Linked DNA regions of Homo sapiens: region 1 is linked to region 2. A link is an interaction called in ENCODE POLR2A ChIA-PET data of the cell type or tissue named here. Cell type or tissue: PC-9. All regions are shown on one strand. Each heading gives the region's core, and the rest is flanking DNA. Links, peaks and the distances in the headings are about the cores only. Region 1 holds the start of FHL3 (four and a half LIM domains 3). Region 2 overlaps MACF1 (microtubule actin crosslinking factor 1).

Evidence for each region. Peaks named below come from ENCODE experiments on the same cell type or tissue, not always from the same donor. Only the 100,000 strongest peaks of a DNase experiment are listed, where the experiment ranks them.
Region 1: POLR2A ChIA-PET joins it to region 2 with 22 read pairs; 2 of 35 experiments call an interaction of 5 or more read pairs at or near these places.

What each region holds. Positions count from the first base shown.
Region 1 is chr1:38,003,765-38,006,665 of GRCh38, reverse strand. It overlaps FHL3 (four and a half LIM domains 3), which reads left to right and starts at 1,152. Exons shown (of 6, transcript NM_004468.5): 1 at 1,152-1,309. RefSeq lists silencers at 1,032-1,091, 1,122-1,481 and an enhancer at 2,334-2,901. In PC-9, for the core only: no CTCF peak of the experiment used is centred there; no DNase peak of the experiment used is centred there; H3K4me3 peaks cover 1,503 bases.
Region 2 is chr1:39,385,796-39,388,696 of GRCh38, reverse strand. MACF1 (microtubule actin crosslinking factor 1) reads right to left here. Exons shown (of 101, transcript NM_001394062.1): 57 at 2,768-2,901; 58 at 39-1,510. Among named protein-coding and RNA genes, the nearest start is that of BMP8A, 100 kb to the left of the region's middle. RefSeq lists an enhancer at 810-1,306. In PC-9, for the core only: CTCF peaks have their summits at 751 and 957 (motif pointing right); a DNase peak (open chromatin) is centred at 1,086; H3K27ac peaks cover 1,577 bases.

The sequences.
Region 1 (2,901 bases), core at 298-2,797, 1.4 Mb after region 2:
GACCCAGGAACCCAGGCATGATGCAGAGATGGGACGGAAAGGTTCTCAGGAGCCCCAGCCTGGGAGGGTGTTAGTTCCTCCGTGAGAGCTCTGCTACACCCAGCCTGGGGTGTGGGGAGGCCTCTGTGGGCACCTGAATCTTCACTCTAGATGCTAAGGTTATTCCGGGGTTGATTTGTTGTCTCTTGTTTCCACAAACAGCACAGTAGAGCCTCCTGCCTCCCTCCCTCCCCCACCTCTTCCAGACTGAGGCTATTTATTCCTAGTGACAAGCCTGAGGATCCCAGGGGGGGTGGCCTTAAGGACCTGGAGGGGCCTCGTGTCCCTAGCAGGCGCCAGTCCTCCCTCACGGACACAGGGAGGAAGCCAGAGGCTCAGACACCGCAGAGGTCCCCTCCCCTCTCCTCCACCACCCCTGAGGTGCCCCATCCTCTCACACTCCTCACACCCCACCCTAGAAGCCCAAAGATCATGGGGCCGAGGATTAGGGTCTCCCCCGGGCCTCAAAGGTCAAAACTATTCCTGGGCACTGCGGAAACCCAGGCAAGGCAGGACTTCTCAGTGTCAGGAGGCTGCTGGAAGTGGGGAGGTGGTTACCCCTGTTTTTGCTACTCAAAGTTGTGGAATAAAACCCTTTGGAGGTCAAGGCCCTATGGTGGGGAGGGGTCCTCTCTTCGTCCCATGTTTTCAGAGAACACCTTGGTGCCCGCTGACAGGCTCATGACAGCAGAGTCAAAACGTCCTCCTCCAGGCTGGATTAAGGCCGGGCTGAGTGTCACCCCTGGGGTAAGGTGAAGGGGTGGGGGGATCCGAGGAGGCCAGAGGACTCCCCCAGTGGACCATGGTCTGCGGGGTCTCGTGTCGCCGGCCTGAGATGGAATACAGCAGTCTCCCTCTGGCAGCTGGGGATGGGGGGTGGGAGGGGAGGAGAACAGAGGCTGCGGGGAGGGGACAGGGGCGGGGTCCCGGCCGCTTGAAGGTTGGGAGAGCCAGGTTAGGCCGGGCGGGAGGAGGGGGCCGGGCCGACTGGCGGCCGAAAGGGAGGTGGGGGCGGGGTCTGGCCCCCGCGGCGGGCTGGGGGGCCGGGGGCGGGGTCCGGGCGGGGCGGGCCCGCGCTCACTTCCTCGGGGAGGGGTTGGGGCCGCGCTCCCACTCGCCCACACGGTCCGTCTGCAGTCGGCAGCCTCGCCGGCAGCTCGCTCGGCCCCCGCTTGGCCCGGCCCGCAGGTAGGAGCCGCCGAGGGACGCGGCGCCCGGTTCCCGGCCCCGCCTGCGCCGCGCGCTCCCCGCTCCCGCCGCCCGCTTCGAGGTGAGCGCCCCGCCGACCCCGGCTCCCAGCCCTGGCGGTCCGCCCCCGCGCCCAGGCCGGGGAGCGAAGGGACCCGCGGAGGGCTGAGGCCAGCCGCGGCCCCGGTCCCCTGTACCCGCCGGGCTCTGGCCACGGGTGCCCGGGGCACGCCGAGCCCGGGACAGCGCCCGCCGGGACTGGACCCCTCCGGGCTATCGGGCGGGGCGGGGGCGGGGGCGGCAGCGAGAGTTGGGCGGGGGAGGGGGCTAAGTTTGAAATAGAAAAGCCGGAGAGAGACAGACAGACCGACCGACCAGAAGCGCTGGAGAAACTGAGGTTCTCGGAAAGCCCGGTGGAGCGAGAGACCGAGACAGGCAGGGACTCGAGGCACAGGAGGCTACCGAGACCACTGAAACAAGGACACACCGGGCGTACAGAGTTACTGGTGGACAGACCCGAGGCATGGGGGCCGTCCTAGGCTTTGTGGAGCATTTTCAGAAAAAGCATACGTGGGACCCCAGCGAACACATTCCCTAGGGCCCTTCCCCGGGCCTTGGAGGTGCCCTGAGGCTTGGGCGTCATTGGCCTCATGCTGAATCTGCTCTCTGAGGCCTGCAGAGACGCTCAGAGACTAGAGACAGAGACATTCAGGCGTGCAGAGGTGGCGAAAGAGACTTGGATGCAGAGACAGAGAAAGGGAGGTGGTGGGGATTGAGACATTCAGCCATGTAGACAAGAAGAGACCAAGACTTGAGATCCACAGAGGCATGGGCCCCCTGGGGGACAGCCAGTCAAGATACAGAGCCGTCCAAAACCTAAAGACAGAGACTGAAGTGTGCCCAGACACAGAGATGCTGAGTGAAGCAGAGACAGACACCAGAAACTGAGACTAAGTGGGGGCAGAGAGACCTAGGTGGTCTGACAGCTTCCAGGACAGCCCCTGACTTACCCGGGCCTGAACCATTGGGAGGTGAGGCTGTGGGGAAACAGAAACTCTGAGCCTACCGATCCCCCATGAGGCAGAGGCCCTGAGACAGTAAGTTCGAGATCAAGAAGAGCCCCACGCACACACACAGCCACCAAGACAGCCCCAACTTATTTTTGAACTCAAATCTTGGATGGGCTGCCTCAGCCCTGGGGGACCCAGGGTGAATGAACTGTTCCTCTCATGTCCCCAGAGCAGCTGCGGGATCTTGCTCCCCAACCCCCTTCCCTAAACTTCTCTGACTTCCAGGCCACATGGGGGAGAGCAGAGCTTGGGGTTGGTGCCCGGTAGCAGAGGGTGAGGGTTGAGGGAGTTGGATTTCTCCCCTTAAGTCTCCTGTCAGCTTCTAGAAGGTGGGGGAGGGGTCTGTTCTGATCCTGACTCACAGCTGTGGGACCTGGCCAGGGTCCTCCTGGACAGTGGGCATGTTGGGGGTGGGGGCAGAAGGATTGAATGGTTGGCATGGGGCATTGGAAAGGCTTCTGGGTGTCTTCCAATCACAGGGCTAGCAGCTGAGGAGAAGAGCCAGGCTCTGGTGCATCTCCTGTTCCCCTGCCCTTAAAAACTGACCACCCCCATGTCACCATCCGCTTCATCACCAGGGCAGCATTTTTAGGGAGAGGGAAGA
Region 2 (2,901 bases), core at 94-2,593:
ACATGTAAAAGAAAAAGAAAAACAAGGTTCAGACTTACTTTAAAATCTGCTAATTGTTGGTTGATGATTTCCACTTCGGTCCCCACTACCCACTGGAGGGCCTCTGCCTCCTCTGCTGCTGTGGTCGCGTCATTGAGTCCTTTCAATTTCCTGTAGAAGTCCTCTACACGGCCTAGTGTCAGTTCCAGCTGTTCCTGACGAGCTTTCCCCCTCTCTGTCAGTTTGCCACACTGTTTGTTCAGGGCTTCTAGCTCCCTTTTGAGACCTAACAAATCCAGAGTCCCCTCTTCTTCTAGCATATGTCGACACTCTGCTTCAGAGGCCTCTATGTCTAATTTGAGGACGTGAATTTTGTTAAGGAATAGCCGGACATCCTCGATTTGGGACTGGAGGCTATCAGTGTCTCTGCCAATAGCACCCATGCCATCTAGCTCATCATCCAGGTCTGCCAATTGAGAGAACATCTCTCGGACCCGGCAGTGAAACTGGCCAATCCCCTCCAGCTTGTTTTCCATCATCACACAACCACTGTTCACTCTTTGCTTAACTTCGAGGAACTCTTGCTGGGCGACCTCAGCTTGGTGGAGAAGTTGAGAAGCATCAGATCCATCTGGGGCATCTTCTACCAGACCCTGAGTAAAGTTCCTCAGATAGTCTACCTGAGGCTCTAGGGCCTGCAGCACTTCCTGTTGAGCTCTTAGCTTCTCCAGGTTCTTGTTGCTACAGGCTTGAGAACCCAGAGCATCAAAGATCTCAAGTTGGTGTTTGGCTCCTTCAACCTTCTTTTCAATATTCTTAAAGCTTTCCTGGAACTCCCTGAGCCTCTGAGTCATTTCTTCGAGTGACCCTGTTTTGGCCTGCAGCTCTTCTGTAACAGCATCCATGTTCTGGTTGATCCCAGCCTTCTCATCCCGGATTCCATCCTCATCTGCTTCTGAAGAATTGATCAGAATGTCAGCAGCACTATTCAATATTTCCAGCAGGGAGCGGCGCTTCTCCACCTCATTCAGCATAGCCTTTGATCTTAGGAGACTGGACTCTAGCTGCACTGGATCCAGAGTGACTCGCAACTCAGACATCTTAGCTTTACAATCTTCTATCCATGGCACAAGGTCTTCCACATGCCACTGATATTTCTGAGCTTTCTGCATACAATCCTTGAGCCTGGATTGTCTGTCTGCAGTTTTTTTACTAAGCTCTTCCCAATGGTTTTTGAGCTCAACCAACTGGTTTTGTAGAGTCCTTTTCTCTTCTCCAGGAGGTACAGAAAGAAGTAGAGATTCCCCTTCAGCCACAATCACCTCATAGGAGCCACTGTGTTGATTAAGACTTTTCTGAAACTCTTCATTCTCCTGTAGCTGAGACTGTAGCCGCTCCAATTTTGCAGAAATTGGGCAGTTTTTTGCTTGCTGGCTTTGTTTATCATCCAACCAGGTCCTCAACTCATCAAACATTTGCTGGAACTGCTGGGTGCTGGCAAGAGCTGCCTGGAGTCTGTTAATGCGATCGGCTGAAATGAGAAAATAAAATTGAAATCAATAAAGCCTGAACCCTGGCATTTAAAATGTTTGCTGAGAGTATACGGTCTAATCTTGGGGGAAGGGAACTAATGTTACTTGAGGGCCTACCAAAAAGAGGCATATAATTAGGCTCCTTCATGTACACTATCTTATTTAATCCTCGTATCAACCTTGTAAGGTGATCTAAGTAACAGAAGTAAACTTTGACTTCTAGCTGGTAAACGTGAAAGTCATAAACAGTTCCAGAAAAATAAATAATAAATTAATGGCACAATTTTTCTTCTACCAAGTTATCATAAGAAGTCCAGAAGCAGCCGGGTGCAGTGGCTCATGCCTGTAATCCCAGCACTTGGGGAGGCTGAGGTGGGAGGATCAGTTGAGCCCAGGAGTTCAAGACTAGCTTGGGCAACAAAGCAAGACCTCGTCTCTACTAAAAATAAAAATAATCACTGGGTGCGGTGGCTCACGCCTGTAATCCCAGCACTTTGGGAGGCCAAGGCGGGCAGATCACGAGGTCAAGAGTTCGAGACCAGCCTGGCCAACATGGTGAAACACCGTCTCTATTAAAAATACAAAAATTAGCCAGGCATGGTGGCACGTGCTTGTAGTCCCAGCTACTTGGGAGGCTGAGGCAGGAGGATTGCTTGAACCGAGGAGGCGGAGGTTGCAGTGATCCAAGATCGTGCCACTGCACTCCAGCTGGGGCAACAGAGTGAGACTCTGTCTCAAAAAAAAAAAAGAAAAAAAAATCAGCTGGGCATGGTGGCGTGTGTCTATAGTCCCAGCTACTTGGGAGGCTGAGGTGGGAGGTTCACTTGAGCCCAGGAGATTGAGGGTGCAGTGAGCCATGATCGCACTACTGTACTCCAGCCTGGGTGACAGAGCGAGACCGTGTGTGTGTGGTATGCATAATATTAAAAAAAAAAAAAAAGTGGGTATCAATGAGAGTATATGTGGAACTCCATTTATCAGTACATCTATGGGGATGAATCTCTACTTGCTGACTGAAATTTTATTAGAGCTTTTATCTTTAGGACTATGCTATGTAAACCTTCACATTTTTAAGTGTTCACTGTGTAACAACTACAACAGTTCTCACTGCAACTAGGAGAAGGAATTGGTTTAACACCATTCTGAGTCTACAAATTACGTAAGGGAATCCTAGAATCTTGGGACTACTCCTAACCCATTCCTTCTTTCTGCTTGCCTCTAATAATGGCAGAAGTATGTTCTTCACCCCAACTTACCTGCAAGGTCTTCTAAACCTTGGAGAGGCAGGGCAACTGTCTCCAAACGCTTCTTCAGTTCATCCTTGAGGTACTGCTCACCAATGAGCACTGAGAGTTCATCGCACAGTGTCTGAGCCTCCTTAACCTCGTGG